2 separate regions of the Homo sapiens genome follow, and region 2 is linked to region 1. A link is an interaction called in ENCODE POLR2A ChIA-PET data of the cell type or tissue named here. Cell type or tissue: OCI-LY7. All regions are shown on one strand. Links, peaks and the distances in the headings refer to the core of each region. The heading gives the core; the rest is flanking DNA.

Region 1 (8,662 bases), core at 458-8,457:
CTGAGAACATATCACTGTAGTTAAGCAACGTGTGACCGTATAGTATACTTTCTTTTTTGTGGAGAGGTTAGCTTCAATATATCTAGAGAATGTCTTTTATTTACTTTTTGTCTTATTTCCATTTGTAGTAGGCTCTCTGCTATGTGAAGTTTTCTTTGTTGGTAGCTTCCTAGTGTTTGTTGTTAAAACCCAACAATGTTGACTGCACATCATGAATGTTCTTTGGTTAAAATGTATCCGTTTTTCACTTGTACCCATTTTTCATTAGTAGTTTACTGTTTAGGAATTCAAGGCATCACATAGTTGCACACAGAAGCTTTTCTTATTTTATTAATAGCATGTAACTAATGTGGATATCCCAGCTCTTTAGTGTATCTCAGAACCAGGACAAAAAAAGTCATCTTAGTTTGCAAAAAGATGCACCACCCCATGCACACTGGACAACAGCTCTGGGTCTCTCTTGGAGACTGTTGACATTTCCTTTAGGCATTATGTACTTGGACTTGACTGGCACCTTTAGCATGTTAGAAACAGGTTATTTGGTAAAGGAAAAGGCTCTGCCAGAGGCAGGTGAATTGACGTTAATAAGTTTGTTCATGAAGTTCGCTGAAGAGGGTAGCTGGTGATGGCACTCCAAGTCTTGAGGTGACAGGCTCCGTGGGGCCAGTCCTGCGCCCCTTAGAGCAAGTGAAGGGCATGCTTATGAAAGAAAAGGCATATGTTGCAAAGAGCTATCAAGAAGAGTTTTTAAAAAGTGTTGCTATGTAAGTGTAAGCGAAAAAATTAAGTCTACTTTTATGGTAAACTTAAACATAAATTTTATGGTCATTTCCACCCAAGTTCTCCAGACGGCAGAGGAGTCAGCAGGAATTCTCCTAAGGAGGTGGAGGTGGGAGGGAGGAGGAAATGGCCTTTGCAAGCCTGACCTGTTGTTTGAAATCTCAAGTTACCTTACATGTTTTATGATATTAACCATGTAGTCCATACAATTTTTGGGATTCAATATGAAATATTTTAAACATATTTACCAAGGAGCTCTTCTCCAGAGATCCTTGATTTAGGCTGATGTTTCAGGAAGCTGAGCTGTGGATTAGTGGCCCTGTGTGCCCTTGGTCTCTTGCTGTGTGTGTGTACTCTGGCTTCAGAAGCAGAGACGGACTGTGTTACCTTCCATAATGATGCCGGGTAAAGGAGGCATTAGCTGATCTGGTGAAATGTAAATAAGATTTGAATTAAGTAGTTCAAAAAAAATTTAAAAAGTTTGTTTTAGTAATTGTTTTTAACCAATAAAGATTAAAAATACTTGTTTTCTGTCTGCAGTCATCTTACTGCTAGGGGTTCAAGAGAAGGTGCACTAGTAGTTTTTATCTCGAGTCTCGCTGTTTATTCTCTGTACTTTAAAAAAGTGACTGTGCTGTTGCCTTGAGCTGGTTGTGGGAGCATTTGTAGGGTCCCTGTTGGAATGAGGACCAATCTGCTTCATAACTCCTCTCTGTCTATGGGCTAGACCAAAGTACCCTTGGAGAACTCCATGTCTTCCAGGAAGTTTCCACCCTTTTTCTCCTCCCTCTTTCCTGAGTGTTATTGTCTGCATGTCCAGCTGTGTCCCTCTAACCTGATTTTCAGCCATCTGCCAGGTCCCTCGAGTTGAGGCTTCACTCCTCCTGTCCTGATTCTTGACCCTGGCTTCTGCACTTGCTGGTGGCCCTGCAGAGCTCTGGCCTGGGAAGTAGAAGAATGGCTGCCCACTTGTGTTTGTGTTACCTGGCTTTTCATCTGCACAGTCCAGAGGGAAGTTCTCAACTGTCTTACACCCCAGGCACGTGAGGTAGAGTGTAGCCAACTCTCCCAGCAGGACAGACTTCTGGGATTCTTAGTCCTCTAACTTCTCTCTCATATGCAGATGAGCTTTTGAACTTAAAGCAAGAGGCGAGTGATTATTTTATTAGCACCTTTAGGGATGCAAAGAAGTAGGAGTGTGTGTTTGAGGGAGGTGCTAACTAGACTGATTCGTTGTGCCCTTCCTTCAGAGTGCACCTAGACGAGTCAGAGTCAGAGTTTCCCCAGAATCATTTGGCACGCCATCCTGCGACACCACTGGTTTCTGCTCGTAAATGAGCTTTTTGAAAAAATCTTGATTCGGTTGATAGATACATATCTAAATGTGCATTCCTCAGTCCTTCCTAAGTAGCTCTAGATTGGGGCTGCTTAAAAATGAAGAGGCTGCAGTGACTGTATAGAGTATGTTGAAAAGATCATGGAAATGAGGTCCTGTGGAAGTGCGTGCTCATACCTTGGCAGAAGTTCAGTGCTGAGACCAGACACATTCAGCTTGCCCAGGAACCTAACGAAAGTCAACAGAAAAGAAATCGTGGGTCTGAGCTGGGCAGCTTCATGGCAACGCTGCCCCCTCACCTTTGACAGAAAGGCAGCTGGGAGAGAAGGAGACCAAAGACATGCAGGTGGAGGTGCGGACAGGCTGCTCTGAAATTCAAGTCTTTTTTTTTTTTTTTTTTTTTTTGGGAGACAGAGTCTCGCTCTGTTGCCCAGGCTGGAGGGCAATGGCACGATCTCGGCTCACTGCAACCTCTGCCTCCCAGTTCAAGTAATTCTCCTGCCTCTGCCTCTCCAGTGGCTGGGACTACAGGTGTGCGCCACCACGCCTGGCTAATTTTTGTATTTTTAGTAGAGACAAGGATTCACCATTTTGGCCAGGCTGGTCTCGAACTCCTGACCTCAACTGATCTGCCCACCTTGGCCTTGCAAAGTGCTGGGATTATAGGTGTGAGCCACCGCACCTGGTCGAAATTCGAGTCTTATAGTCATAATTCCACTGAAAGGAAAGGTCAGGGTCCTTCTTTTGGGTCTCCAGTGGCTCACTTCTGTAGCAGGAAAGGGACATGACTTGGGGTTTGGTGAACTGTTTAAAAAGGCTTTTCAGGCTGGGTGTAGTGGCTGGCGCCTGTAATCCCAGAACTTCGGGAGGCCAAGGCAGGAGGATCACTTGAGGCCAGGAGTTCAAGACCAGCCTGGCCAATATGGTAAAACCGCGTTTCTGCTAAACAAAAATTTAGCCAAGTGTGGTGGTGCCTGTAGTCACAAGTACTCGGGAGGCTGAGGCAGGAGAATCACTTGAACCCAGGAGGTGGAGTTAGCAGTGAGCCGAGATCACCTCACTGCACTCCAGCCTGGGTGACAGAGTGAGACTCTGTCAAAAAAAAAAAAAAAAAAAAAAGGCTTTTCAGTAGTGGAGCAGGTCTCTGTGAAGAAAAGTGCTTCCCTTAGAGTTTGAAAAGGAACCCTTGGGGCAAATAAGGACGTCCCTAGGCCCTGAAGGTGGGTCAGGAACTCTCAAAGATTGAAACACCACCCCTCCCCCACCATATTCCTGAGCCCTCACTCTCCTGGGTCACTGGGGTGGGAACTGTAAGGATGGAAATTCCAATCCTTTCTGTGCTTCCCCACCACCATTCGGCAGCAGAAGTGTGTAATTCATATCTAGTGTGACCCGTGTTTCTCCGGAATTTGTGGTCTGCCTGTCGAACAGCCAGCCCCCTTCCCACCCCACCTGTTAGGATCCCCGCAGGCTTTGCTCTGCTGTTCTGGGATGAAGGATGTTGCTGCTTCCTCCATTGTGCCAGGTGGACCAGCCTCTGGCCCTGTCCCTCAAGGTGAAGCTATGTGAGTTAGAGCCCTCCCTGTCTTGTAGCTACATGGCGGGCCAGGTGCTGCTCCTCCTGGCTTTACATTCTGTCCCGGGAATAGCCAAGCCATACTGCTTCATGCAGAAGCTCCTGGTTTTCGTGTTTTTTGTTTGTTTGTTTTTGAGACAGGGTCTTGCTCTGTTGCCCAGGCTGGAGTGCAGGGGCATGATCTCTGCTCACTGCAGCCTCTGTCTCCTGGGCTCAGGTGATCTGCCTACTTCAGCCTGCCGAGTAGCTGGAACCATGGGTGTGCACCACCGTGCCTGGCTAATTTTTGTATTTTTAGTAGATACGGGGTTTCGCCATGTTGGCCAGGCTGGTCTCGAGCTCCTGGGCTCAAGCAATCTGCTCCTTAGCCTCCCAAGGTGCTGAGATTGCAGACGTGACCTGCCGCGCCTGGCTGCTCCTGGGTTTCAGTTGCGCTTCTCTCCCCTAGTGGTGTCTCTGGGCACGGTGGGCCCTCCGCACCACATCTGTCTTGCTGGGCCGGTTTTATTTCTGTTTCCCTGGCCCTGGCAGCCTCCCCGCCCTAGGCATCTCCCCCACTCCCAGTGGGCAGGAACTCCAGTGATTCAAACTTAAATGGCTGCTACCCAGTACAGTCCTTGAGGAGCTCTGCAGTGCTCTGTGAGCTTTTGAGGGGCCATGTGCATCAGAAAGCACCTGCCACTAAAAATTGTTGTAGAATCAGTTATCTGAACTCTGGGTTCAGCGTTGTTCCCAAATGACTTTGCTCTGTTTCCCTAGCTCTCCTGCCTTTGGCCCTATCTGGCTCTTTCCCACCTACTCTGGGTGTTACTCTTCTCACCTGCCCCTGGGTAGGGCCCCCGCAGCACTCCATGGAGTAATGGGGAGTTGAACCATTCAGAGAAGTGTAGTTTCCTGTTCTTAATGAAAGACATCAGGTGAACAATAAAATCCTCCTGTTCCTCTAAAACAAATCGCCTTTCAGACGACAGAAAGCTGCCCTTTATGCCTTTGTGCTCCCCCTTCCCTGTGGGTTATTTGTCCTTGCTGGAGAATGGGTTTTCTCTCCTGCTGTACATCATTGAGGACATCATCCTGTCAGGGTTTTGCTAGGCTGGTGTTGTGTGGATATTGATAATGATAAAAAGCAACAAGCATATAGGAAGATTTGCTGTTCTCCTCAGTTATCTCTTTTGGATATATGCTGTATTAGCAAGAAGCTATTTACTCTTTCAGTAAGTGTTTGTTAAGGGTGGTGGTATTTGAAAGCCTTGAGTTTATAAAGTACTAATGAAACCTTTTAAATACGAAGACAGCTTTTTACTTAACAAATGTATAGTGAGCAGTTAACAATGGGACTTAATACTATGTGTAAGTGACCTTTTGCATGCTGTATAAAAGCTTGTCAGAGTTCAGGAGGTGTTACTGCTGTGGTTTTGGGTTTGCTTGAGAACATTAGATGTTATTTTTCTCCAAGACACATACTAGTGACCTTAACAACAACAAACTCATTTTTCTTGGTATGAGGACTAGAGTTAGGAGAATTTCTGAAGCGCTTTTGGAAAGTAGGCGGACATTTGAGTTCCTCATCTGCCTTTTCCCCTGGTCATCATACATGGGATCATTAAGCAGAACACAGAGCAGACTTGACTAAAGCAATGACATTTTGTAATGTAGCTTATGGAAGTAGAATAGGAAGGCTCAGCTAATTACCTGTAATTTCAAAGGCAGCCAGTAGGTTTCCTGTGTACAGCACCTTGGAAATCTTTTGTATGGACCCAAAAATGAGTGACTAATTACAGAATAGAAAATGAATAAGCTTTGTACGAGGTTAAGCAAATTTGCAGGAAGAATGTATTTAATGCATCATCATGGAAAGCAATTTTTGACTGTCATCAACGATTTCAAGTTAAGCAAGTATCTGTAATGAAGCACAAAAGATTGATAAAAACAGAGAAAATATCAGAGATTGGATTTGTCCAAGTAGGCTAACTGAAAATTTGGTCCAACAAACATCAGCAAGTGCTCACTTTGGAAGAGAATTTGAGTTTTTAAAAAATTAGACCCCAAAGGTAGGTACAAACTGATGATTTAATATCTGTTATTAGTGTTTCTTAGAGAAACAGAACGAAGTGTAACGTCTTTGGAGAATACATTAAGGGAGGAAGCTTTCCAAAACCCAACATGAAGACTCATATACAGTGGCCAGCATTGACATTCCTAAGAATCAAGAAAGCATCATATGATCTTTGTCATCAATACCACTGTTCACTGTATAACCGATTCCATAGGCTCAGAGAGATGTGGAAATCAGGATGTTTTGAGAATCAGTGAGGTGGAGGGAACAGGGCTGGGCCCTAGTGATGAAATTTTTAACGAAGACCTTTCATTTTGTGTGTGAGAAACCACTTTTGATTTACAATGTATCATCAACCTCACTCTCTAGACTTCTAGTACTGAAGTACTTTAGTTCACGTCAAAATCTGTTTCTCAATTAGGGAGTGAAGATTTGGCACCATAGAGCATATTCAAAAAACTGTGTTGGAGGGCAGTCCTAAAAGAGAAAAAGTTCTGAGGATATTCTGTGTTGTCAACAGCTTCTTTGAACTGAGAGTTTGGCCTCTGACGTCTTGGCTTGAACTAGCTGACATCCACTTGGCAGACAGGCCCTCTGAATTTCTAGCATTTACATGGTCTCATTACCTTAGTGTGGGACGTATATAATTTAAGGGCCCTGTGCGTGTTTACTGAGCAAAGAAACATCAAAGAAAGAAAAAAAAAAAGTCCCATGCCCTACCACCCTGGTCTAACTACTACGAACCACAGAAGACCATTCTGGACAGAAGAGTAGATGTATACAGTTAACAGTTATTTCATAAACACAGAATCGTATGCATGGTATTTAGTAGAAGATAAATATAAGTTAATAGGAAGGAATTGTAGAATTTTTTTTTTTTTTTTTGAGACGGAGTCTTGCTCTGTTGCCCAGGCTGGAGTGCAGTGGCGCGATCTCAGCTCACTGCAAGCTCCACCTCCTGGGTTCACGCCATTCTCCTGCCTCAGCCTCCCGAGTAGCTGGGACTACAGGCGCCTACCACCACGCCCGGCTAATTTTTTTTTTTTTTTTGTATTTTTAGTACAGACGGGGTTTCACCATGTTAGCCAGGATGGTCTCGATCTCCTGACCTCGTGATCCACCCGCCTCGGCCTCCCAAGGTGCTGGGATTACAGATGTGAGCCACTGCATCTGGCCAGGAATTGTAGAATTTTATATGAAAACATTTTACATCATTGGATCACTTTTATTTTGCCTTTTCCTTGTTGATTTGTTGGAGATCTTGGTATATAATAGATTCTAATCTTTGCTACTATATACGTTGGAAATATCTTCTGATATATGGCTTTGTCCTTTTTAAAATCAATAATACATTTATGTTTCACTTGCCAAATTAAATCTGACATTTTAATGTAGTCAAATTTTTATTTAAAAAAAAATTTTTTTTTTTTTTTTGAGACAGAGTCTCACTCTGTTGCCCAGGCTGGAGTGCAGTGGCATGATCTCCGCTCACGGTAACCTCCACCTCCCTGTTAAAGTGATTCTTCTGCCTCAGCCTCCTGAGTAAAGTAGCTGGGACTACAGGCACACACTACCATGGCCGACTAATTTTTGTATTTTTAGTAGAGACAGGGTTTCACCATGTTGGCCAGGCTGGTCTGGAATTCCTATCCTCAAGTGATCTGCCCACCTTGGCCTCCCAAAGTGCTGGGATTACAGGCATGAGCCACCGCGCCTGGCTTCTCTCATTTCGTTTTTTGTTTAAGAAATCCTTCCTACCCCAAGATCATTGTCTGCTGTGTTTTCATCTAAATATTTTGCTTTCTACAGTATGAACTTTCACTTACCTATAGTTTGTTTTTACAGTGTAGCCTGAGCTTGGGGTTCAACTTATTTTTAAAATGTGGATAATCCATAGGCACTGTTTAGTAAATAGACCATCTCTCCCCATTATTTGCCACCTCTGTCATAGATGTTTCCATCCATGTGTAGGGCAGTTTCTTCTGTTCAATTGGTATTTGTCTTTCCTGATTCATACCATGCTGGCTTGACTAGCATGGCTTTATGTAAGTCTTGGAAACTCGTCCTTCCAGGTATCTTCATTGTGTTCTTTTTTTCTGGCAAATTTCTCTCCTCATGGTGGTGTGCTCTTCCATCTACACCCTGGAATCATCATGTTGATTACGTGAGAAACCCTGTTGAACTGGGGTTGGTACTGCATCGCGTTCATGGATTAATCTGTGGCACTGGAGATATAGCAGCGGGCATGACCGCTCAGCCACTGCCCGCCCACCTTCAAGGAGCTTTTATTCTAGTGGTGGCAACAGTCTAGTGAGAATCGGAGTGCTAGTGGCTGGTGGGGGTGGTGTTATTTTTAGGTGAAGCAATCAGGGAGAGCTTCATTGATAGGGTAACATTTGGGACTGGGGTTGGAGTGAGGCCGGCAGGAGGCCAGTGTCTCTGGAAACCAAGGGAGAGAATGGCGGATGAGGTTGGGGGTACTTGTAGGACTTCATAAATGTGCTAAGAAGTACTTTGAGTTTTATTTGTAGTAAGATGGGAAGCCATGAAGGAATGATGTAATAAAATTAAATTATTTTAAAGTTTATGCCAGATGCTATCTGGGCAACTGGAGGGAGACTTAGAAGGAAGCCGGGAGACCAACTAGGAGGCTGGCAGGATAATCCAGGCAAAGGATGATGGTGGTTTGAAACCCAGGTGGTGACATTGGGAGGTAGTAAGGAGTGATTGCATTTCGGGGATATTTTGAAGGTATTGCTGAGCAGGATTTACCCATGGATGGATATCGGATATGAGGGAATGAGAAGGAATAGAAGGGACCTGGAGTTTTTGGGGTTGAGTAACTAGAGTGGACTTGCCATTTACTGAGATGGGGGTTCATGTGTAGGGTGCAGCTTTGACTTTATTGCCCTGG
Region 2 (8,662 bases), core at 12-8,011, 200 kb after region 1:
CCACAGGAATCATCCATTCTGCAAGGAAGTTTGAGTCAGGACAGCAATTTACATATACCTATATGGGCCTCCCTCCTCCTATCACCTTTTCTCTTTCCTAAAGTTGTGTTTACCTTTTGAAACAATTATACATTCAGAGGAAGTGGCGGATATCATACGGAAAGGTCCTGTGTAACATTTTATACCTCCAGTAGTAACATCTCATATAACTGTAGCACATTGTCAAAACTAGGAAACTGACACTGGTACAATCCACAGACCTGATTCACATTTCCTTAGTTGTAGTGTGTGTGTCAGAGGCGGCGGTGGAGTGTGTTCTATGCAGTTTTATTTCATGTGTAGGTCCATGTACTGACAACCACAGTCAAGATATACAAGAGTTCCATCACCATGATGATCCTTTTTATTGCCCTGTTACAGCCACACTGACCCCTCCCCACCCCCAACATCCCTAATCTCAGGCAACCACTAATCTGGTCTCCATTTCTACAATTTTTTCATTTCAAGGATGTTATATAAATGGAATCATACAATAGTAACTTTTTGGTCTGGGTTTTTTTTCACTCCATATAATTCCCTTGAGATCCTTCCAAGTTATTGGGTGTGTTAATAACTTGCTCCTTTTTATTGTTAAGCAGTATTTCATGGATCACAATTTGCTTAACCATTCACGCACTGAAGGACATTTGTTTTTTTCCTAGGTCTTGCTCATTACACATAAAGCTGCTATGAACATTTGAGTATGGGTTTTTGTGTGAACATAAGTTCATTTCCCAGGATAAATGCCCAAGAGTGAAATTACTGGATCATATGGTAATTTCATGTTTTCTTTTATAAGTAAACTGGGAGGTATTTTTCTGAATGGCTGTGAAATTATACATTACTGCCAGTAATATACGGGAGATAAAGTTTTTCAGCATAGTTGTCAGAATTTGATGTTATCACTATCTTTTACCATTCTAATAGGAGTTAGTGATATCATGATTTTAATTTGCCTTTGTAACCATTCTAATAGGAGTTAGTGATATCATGATTTTAAGTTGCCTTTTTCCTAATGGTTAATGATGTTAGAACATCTTTTCACTCATTTATTTGCAGTTTAAGTGGACTCTTTGGTAAAATGTCTGTTGATGTCTTTCCTTCATTTTCCATTTGGTTTGTTTGTTTTCTTATTGCTGAGTTTTGAAAGTACTTTACATTCTGGACACAAATCCTATATCATTGATCTATTGGTATATCCTTCATGTCAATACCACACTGTCTTGATTACTGTTGCTTTAGAATAACTCCTTAAAAATCTAGTAATATTAGTCGTCTAACTTGGTTCTTCTTTTGTGAAGTTGTTTGGCTACTCTAGGTCCTTTGAAGTTCTACAAACATTTTAGAATCAGTTTGTCATTTTACACACACACACACACACACATAGGCTGCTGGGATTTTGATTGTGATTGTATTAAATCTATATTGAATCTATATTTTGGGAATATGACATGACATCTTCACAATATTGAGTCTTCTGACCCATGAACAAGGTATATCATCTATTTAGGTCTCTTTATCATATCAGTATTTTGTAGTTTTCAGTGTACAGTATTTTTCTCATTTTTTTGGTCAGACTTATCCCAGGTATTTATGCTATTGCAAAGGTAGTATTGTTTATGTGATTGCAAATGTTGATTTTTTGTTTCAATTATCAATTTTTCATTGCTACCATATACAACTGATTTTTGTACACTACTCTGTATCCTGCAACCTTGACAAACTCACTTATTTGTTCTAGTAGCTCATTTGTAGAGTCCGCTGAATTTTGCATAAATAATCATGTCATCTGTGAATACATTTTTCTTTCTTTCTTTCCAACCTGGATGTCCATTATTTCTGTTTGTTCTCTGATTGCACAGTCTAAAGCCTTCAGTACAATGTTGAACAGAGGCGGTAAAAGCAGGCATCCCTGATTTGTTCCTGACGTTGGGAAGGTGGGGAATATTGTCTTTCACAATTAAGTGTGATGTTAGCTGTAGGGTTTTTGTAGATGCCCTTGATCAGATTGAAGAAGTGTTGTTTATTCCTAACCTTCTTGATTATCAGTAATGAATGCTGGATTTTGTCAAATGCCTTTCTGTATTGATTGATTATATGATTATTCTTTTTTAGCTTGTTTATACAATGAATTATATTGATTGATTTTTCAAATGTTAAGTCAACCCTACACTCCTTGGATATTCCCTCTTGATCATGTTTTATTACCTGTTTCTTATCTTGTAGGACTCAATTTGATAAACTGGCTTAGAATTTTACCCTATGTTCATGAGAAATGTTGATCTGTAGTTTTCTTTCCTGGTAGCATGTTTGTTTGGCCAGGGTCCTAGGATAATTTTGGCACTAGGATAATTCTGGCCTCAGATAATGAGGTGGAAAATATTTCTTCCTCTCTCTCTCCTTCTCTCCCTTTCTTTGAGTCAGGGCCTTGATTTGTCAGCCAGGCTGGAGTGCAGTGGTGTGATCATTGCTCACCGCAGCCTTCAATTCCTAGGCTCAAGCAATCATCCTGCCTCAGCCTCTCAAGTAGCTAGGACTACAGGCATGTGCTACCATGCCTGGCTAATTTTTTTTTTTTTTTTTTTGGAATCTCGCTATGTTGTCCAGTCTGTCCTTGAACTCCTGGCTTCAAGTGATCCTCCCACCTCAACTTCCCAACATGCTGGGAATACAGGTGCGAGCCACCACGCCTAGCCCTAGATTTTCGTTACATGTTTTTAAACTGTAATTTCAACTTCTTTAACAGATATAGGGCTATTCAGATCATCTACTTCTTCTTGGGTGAGCTTTGGTAATTTGTGCCTTTCAAAGGATTTGTCAATTTCATCTATGTTGAATTTATTGCTATAAAGGTGTTCCTAATATTTCCTTACTATCCTTTTCTATCTGTAGGCTCTTCAGTGATGCCACCTCTCTCATTCCTAGTATTGGTAACTTGTGTCTTGTTTCTTTTTTCCCTGATATATGTACCTGGCTGGAGATTTCTCAATTTAAAAAAATTTCCCCCCCAAACTCCCCAAATTTTGATTCATTCATTTTTCTCTATTTTAAAAATTTCATTAAGTCCCACTTTGACCTTTATTATTCCTTTTCTTCTGCTTACTTTGAGTTTTTCTCTTTTCTAGTTTCTGCTATTGATTTCTAATTTAATTCCGTTGTGGCCAGACAACATACTTTATGTGACAAATGTTTTGAATTTGAGACTTTTTAAATGGTCTATAATGTAGTCCATCTCTATAAATGTTCCATGTGTACTTGCGAAAAACTCTTAACCCACTTTACTTTTACATATATTATAAATCCCGTACTATGATTTTTGTTTGAACAGCTAAAAATTTTTCTCAAGTTATTTCTCAAGAAACAAAATTGAGTTGTTTCTCCATTTTCTCAAGAAAAATTTTCTGCTATTGTAAGATGCAATGTCCTGTAAATGTCAATCGGGTCAAGTTGATTGATAAAATTGCTGAAGTCTACTTTATTATTCTTATTGATTTTCTGCCTACTTGTTCTGTCAATTATTGAGGGTGGGGTATTAACGTCTGATAATAGTGGGTTGATCTATGTCTCCTTGAAGTTCTAGTTGTTCTTGCTTTATGTGTTTTGAAGCTTTGTTATGAGGTGTGTGTTGTCAGTATGAAATAACTTTCTTTAATCCTGGGTGATACGGTTTGGGTCTGTGTCCCTGCCCAAATCTCATGTCAAATTGTAATCCCCAGTGTTGGAGTTGGGGCCTGGTGGGAGGTGATTGGCTCATGGGGGTGGATTCCCCCATTTAGTGCTCTTCTAGTGATAGAATTCTCACAAGATCTGGTTGTTTAAAAGTGTGTGGTACCTCCCACACCCCTCCCTCCTGCTCTGGCCATGCTTCTCTTTCACCTTCCGCCATGATTGAGTTTTCCTGAGGCCTCCCCAGAAGCCAGGCAGATGCCCACTGTGCTTCCTGCACAGCCTGCAGAAACGTGAGCCAATTAGGCCAGGTGTGGTGGCCCATGCCTGTAATCCCAGCACTTTGGGAGGCTGAGGTGGAGAGATCACGAGGTCAGGAGTTCGAGACCAGCCTGGCCAATAAGGTGAAACCCTGTTTCTACTAAAAAAAGAAAAACAAACAAAAACAAAAAAACGAAACAAAAAAAAACTAGCCAGGCATGGTGGCGCATGCCTGTAATCCCAGCTACTCAAGAGGCTGAGGCAGGAGAATCATTTGAACCCAGGAGGTGGAGGTTGCAGTGAGCCGAGATTGCGCCACTGCAGTCCATCCTGGGCAACAGAGGGAGGCTCTGTCTCAAAAAAAAAAAAAAAAAAAAGAAGAAGAAGAAATGTGAGCCAATTAAACCTCTTTTCTTTATAAGCTACCCAGTCTCAGATATTTCTTTATGGCAGTGCGAGAATTGACTAATATGCTGGGAATTACTTTTTGCTCTATTTTGATTAATATAGCCACTTCAATTTTCATGTAACTAGTGTTAGCATATCTTTTTTCCATCCTTTAAGTATTTGTATCTTTCTATTTAAAGTACATTTCTTGTAGGCAGAATATAATTAGGTCATGTTTTTTTCAATCCAGTCTGAAAATCTATGCCTTTTAATTGGTGGTGTTCACACTATTCACATTTAATGTGATTATTGATATGCTTAGGTTGAGTCTCTCATCTTGCTACTTGTCTTCGATTCATCCTAACTGTTCTTTATTCCCTTTTACCTCTTTTTCTGTCTTCTTTTTGATGAATCAAGTTTTTAAAATAATTCCATTTTATCTTTTGATAGTTTAATAGGTATGATTTTTTGGTATGTCATTTTAGCAGCTGCTTTAGGGTTTACAGCACATATCTGTAACTTATCACACTCTATCTTCAAATGGTAGCACGTCACCTTGTGTATGAGAACTTTACAATAGCATGATTCTCCTCTCCTAATCTTCAAGCTATTGTGGTCATCCATTTTACTCTTACATATATTATAAATCCTACACTATGACTTTTATTTAAATAACTGTCTTTTAAAGAGGTTTAAATAATAAATGCTACATTTACCCATGTTGTTACTATTTCCAGTGCTTATTTCCTTCAGAAGGCAGGCATTTTCCTTCTGCCCAAAGGACATCCTTTAACTTTTCTTGCAGTGCAGACCTGTGGGTGACAGTCTTTCAGCTTTTGCAAATTTGAAAAGATCTTAATTTCTTCATATCCATTATTCTATTTTCAGTGGCGTCTAGTCTGCTGTTAAACCAACCAGTGGAATTTGCAATTTCAATTATATTTTTCATTCCTAGATTTGTTTGGCACTTTTTACAATCTGCTTCGTTGTTCTTATACTCATGCCATTTAACCCTCCTTATTTCTGTAAGCATAAAGCATACTTTATGGATGTGCTTGCTAACTTTAACATCTTAAGTCTTTCTGAGACTTAACGGCCTGCTTCTGCCCCTTGTTTCTGCTGGTTCTTGTCTATTTTACACTTGTGATTTTTTTCTATGAACTTACATTCCTTGAAACTCTCCGAGTTCCTCCAAAGACAATCTGTTTTGCTTCTGCCAGTTACCTGTAAGGCAGTAAAATCCTGTTATCACTTGAAATTTCCCTCTTGAGATTTTTTAAGACTATCCAGGTGGTGCAAACAAGCCACCCTAAAAACTGCTGTTATATATAAATCCTGTGGTTATATATAGGCTCTCAAGTAAGATGTTTTCCCCCAGGACAGAAATCTTCCTTGCTGTTCACAGGGGTTGGGGGGATGGGTGAAGCAGATGGATTTATTCCTAGTTTACCCCTACATTGCATCTATCCTTTTGGAGTCTCACTTTATGAGGTCTCCTGTTAGTTTTCCTCCCTTGGGCAGGCCCTGAGCTTTGTGTGCTGTTCTGCAGCCCCTTCCCACCCCAGGCTATGAGAAGAAAACTTCAATTTGGCATTTGGCAGATGCACTAAGGCGGAAAAGTGGCGTCAGTACTCCACTTACTTCTTTGGGTTTCTGCTTCCATTTACAAAAAAAAAAATTTTTTTTTCCCTTTAAGAACTCTTATTTTGCAGCTCTTGTTTTTTACATTAAAAAAATGGTTCTTCAGACAAAAAACCAAACACCGCATGTTTTCACTCATAGGTGGGAATTGAACAATGAGAACACATGGACACAGGAAGGGGAACATCACACACCGGGGCCTGTTGTGGGGTGGGGGGAGGGGGGAGGGAGAGCATTAGGAGATATACCTAATGTTAAATGATGAGTTAATGGATGCAGCACACCAACATGGCACATGTATACATATGTAACTAACCTGCACGTTGTGCACATGTACCCTAAAACTTAAAGTATAATAAAAAAAAAATGGTTCTTCATATGTATTCTAAAGTTTTAGTTGTTTTCAACTGGTCCTTATCAGCCTTACTGCTGGAAATAAAATTCTTTCAACCTGTTCTGTAACGATTTACAGTATCCATTGATCCCTCTCTGATCCAGAGGCATTAGCGTGAGAACACACTTAGGAACTAGGCTGGCCTGAGATCAAGTCTCAGGTCCACTGCCACTATAACTTCGGTAGTGTATTTACACACTGTGCCTCAGTTTCCTCAAAGGGTTGGTGTGAGATTCTAACATGGTAATATATAAACAGCACTTACAACAGGGACTGGCCCTGGTAAGGATGAGATTTCTTTTTATTATCTGAAAAAGTTGTAATGAACAAAATATATCTCAACCAATGGAGTGAGATGGGGACCAATATCCCCGGTCCCTGGACATCCTGGCCCAGTGTACCACATAGTAACCCACAACCCTGTGCTTATGTTGACAGAGAGAAATCAACTATGAGCTATTCACTGGACAGCAGGCCTTGCTGCCATCACAGATGGGTCTCAGGTGCAGGGCAGGATGCCAGCAAATGCTGATCTGAGAAATGTCACCATCACACAAGCCTGAGTGGACACACAGACCTTTTACCATTAAGAAATCTGAAAGCAAGCGTAAATGTAAGTAAACACGATTTTTAATTTTTATTTTTTATGGTGGACAGTGATCATTTGCCCCAACAGCCATCTGAAGCCAATAGTCCTGATTATTAAAAATCACAAAGTTATATAAATGTTCTCCTCCTTTTCGAAAACCATGTTCATTTTTTTCCCAAGAAACAGGGCTGTCTGCAAAGCCTTGAACGGACAGTGTAACCCATGGAGCTAACTTCGGTTCATCAAAGTAGTGACTGAAAAAAAGGTAGTTGTTAAACAGAGTTTTAAAAGAGAGTTAGGAATGTCTGCATTTTAAAAAATTTATTCAGGATAAGTAGTATTTCTGATATTCTAATAAAGCTTAGATCTTAGCTTTAATTTTTGAAAATCAAGAGGTGTGTGATAAGTTCCTGATGTCACACTGTGAACTCCATAAGGATTAACTAATATACAACACATGAAACAAACCTCAGCTGTTCCCACCCTCATTCTGGGAGGTCTTTAAGACAAAAAGAACCCAAAACAAAAAACCCCACAGGCGTTTAAGGATCCTTTCCCTCCTATTAAGAGTACTGTTCTCAGAGTCTCAGTTAACTGAAACGTTGCAGGATAATTCACCAGATTTTTCATATCCAGCCTTCCTATCGAAGAAAGTCAAAGTACTAAACCAATAAATGTGAAAAAGGATGTTGGGCTTAAAAAGGAAAACCTTCAAGACTTAAATCTGACATTTCAAAAGGGAAGACTGAGAAGATATGCTTACTAAATAGGATTATACTCAATGTACGGTCTTTGCAATAGGCGATTTGAGTTCCTTTCAATGTACATTTTATTTATATACCACCTCCCAAAATGAAAAAATCTATACTATTCGACATACTGTTCTATAGAGCACTGATGAGCGATATAAAAGGTAAAGAGTTCTCACCAGAGATGTTCCAATAGGAGACAGATCTTCTCTGGAAGTATGAAGCCAGTGATTGTACACAAATAAGCTTTTGCCACCACTGTGCTTGGCTCAGGACAGCAATAGGTTGATATGAAATTATTAGGCTCATTATTTCTGTCACCAAAAAAATAAAAGAGAGAGAGATAACACATGTATATCCATCACATGATCACTTCCAAAGTATTAAACTCCTATTAAAAACAAGCAGCAGGCCAGAGCCCTGGAAGACACAGGGAGTTCAGATACCCACAGGTCGACATTACTGAAGACGGCGCCGAGCCAGTCGAAGAGCTCCAGAGCCCGGCAGGACACCTCTGGCGTTCCCTCCAGCTCGCTGCTCTGCAGCACTGGGCACTGGAGATCTCTCAACGTGCTCAGTGCTACTTTTGGCTGATGCTCCTGAATTTGGTACTTGGAAAAATATGACATCATTGTCGATTCTTCTGAACCTTAAAAACACACCACACAAGGCCATTTGAATCCATCTGACCATCGTAAGCAAGTTTAGTGAATACCTGAACCCACCCATTCCCATCTGAGCGGTAAGATTGAGTAAGATGGAAGCTGTGCAGAGCTGCATTCAAATTAAAATCATTTAAAGCTGCTTTCAGCTCCTTTTGCTCAAGTTCTGTAAACGTTCATCGTTTTTCACACTTTTCCTGGAAAAGCACAACAGTTTCTGATCAGACCCAAACTAGTTTCACTGTTTGTGCTAATAAAAAAATTTCAACTTCAC

What was found. Peaks named below come from ENCODE experiments on the same cell type or tissue, not always from the same donor. Only the 100,000 strongest peaks of a DNase experiment are listed, where the experiment ranks them.
Region 2: POLR2A ChIA-PET joins it to region 1 with 8 read pairs; 9 of 35 experiments call an interaction of 5 or more read pairs at or near these places.

The regions. Positions count from the first base shown.
Region 1 is chr6:4,785,268-4,793,929 of GRCh38, forward strand. The region is part of intron 1 of CDYL (chromodomain Y like); the gene reads left to right. Among named protein-coding and RNA genes, the nearest start is that of CDYL, 13 kb to the left of the region's middle. RefSeq lists enhancers at 1,678-2,206, 3,457-4,001. In OCI-LY7, for the core only: CTCF peaks have their summits at 4,155, 5,414 and 5,613; a DNase peak (open chromatin) is centred at 4,114; H3K4me3 peaks cover 1,073 bases; H3K27ac peaks cover 572 bases.
Region 2 is chr6:4,988,046-4,996,707 of GRCh38, forward strand. RPP40 (ribonuclease P/MRP subunit p40) reads right to left here. Exons shown (of 8, transcript NM_006638.4): 6 at 8,177-8,375; 7 at 7,906-8,040; 8 at 6,672-7,231. The coding sequence ends at 7,033. Among named protein-coding and RNA genes, the nearest start is that of LYRM4-AS1, 11 kb to the right of the region's middle. In OCI-LY7, for the core only: no CTCF peak of the experiment used is centred there; no DNase peak of the experiment used is centred there.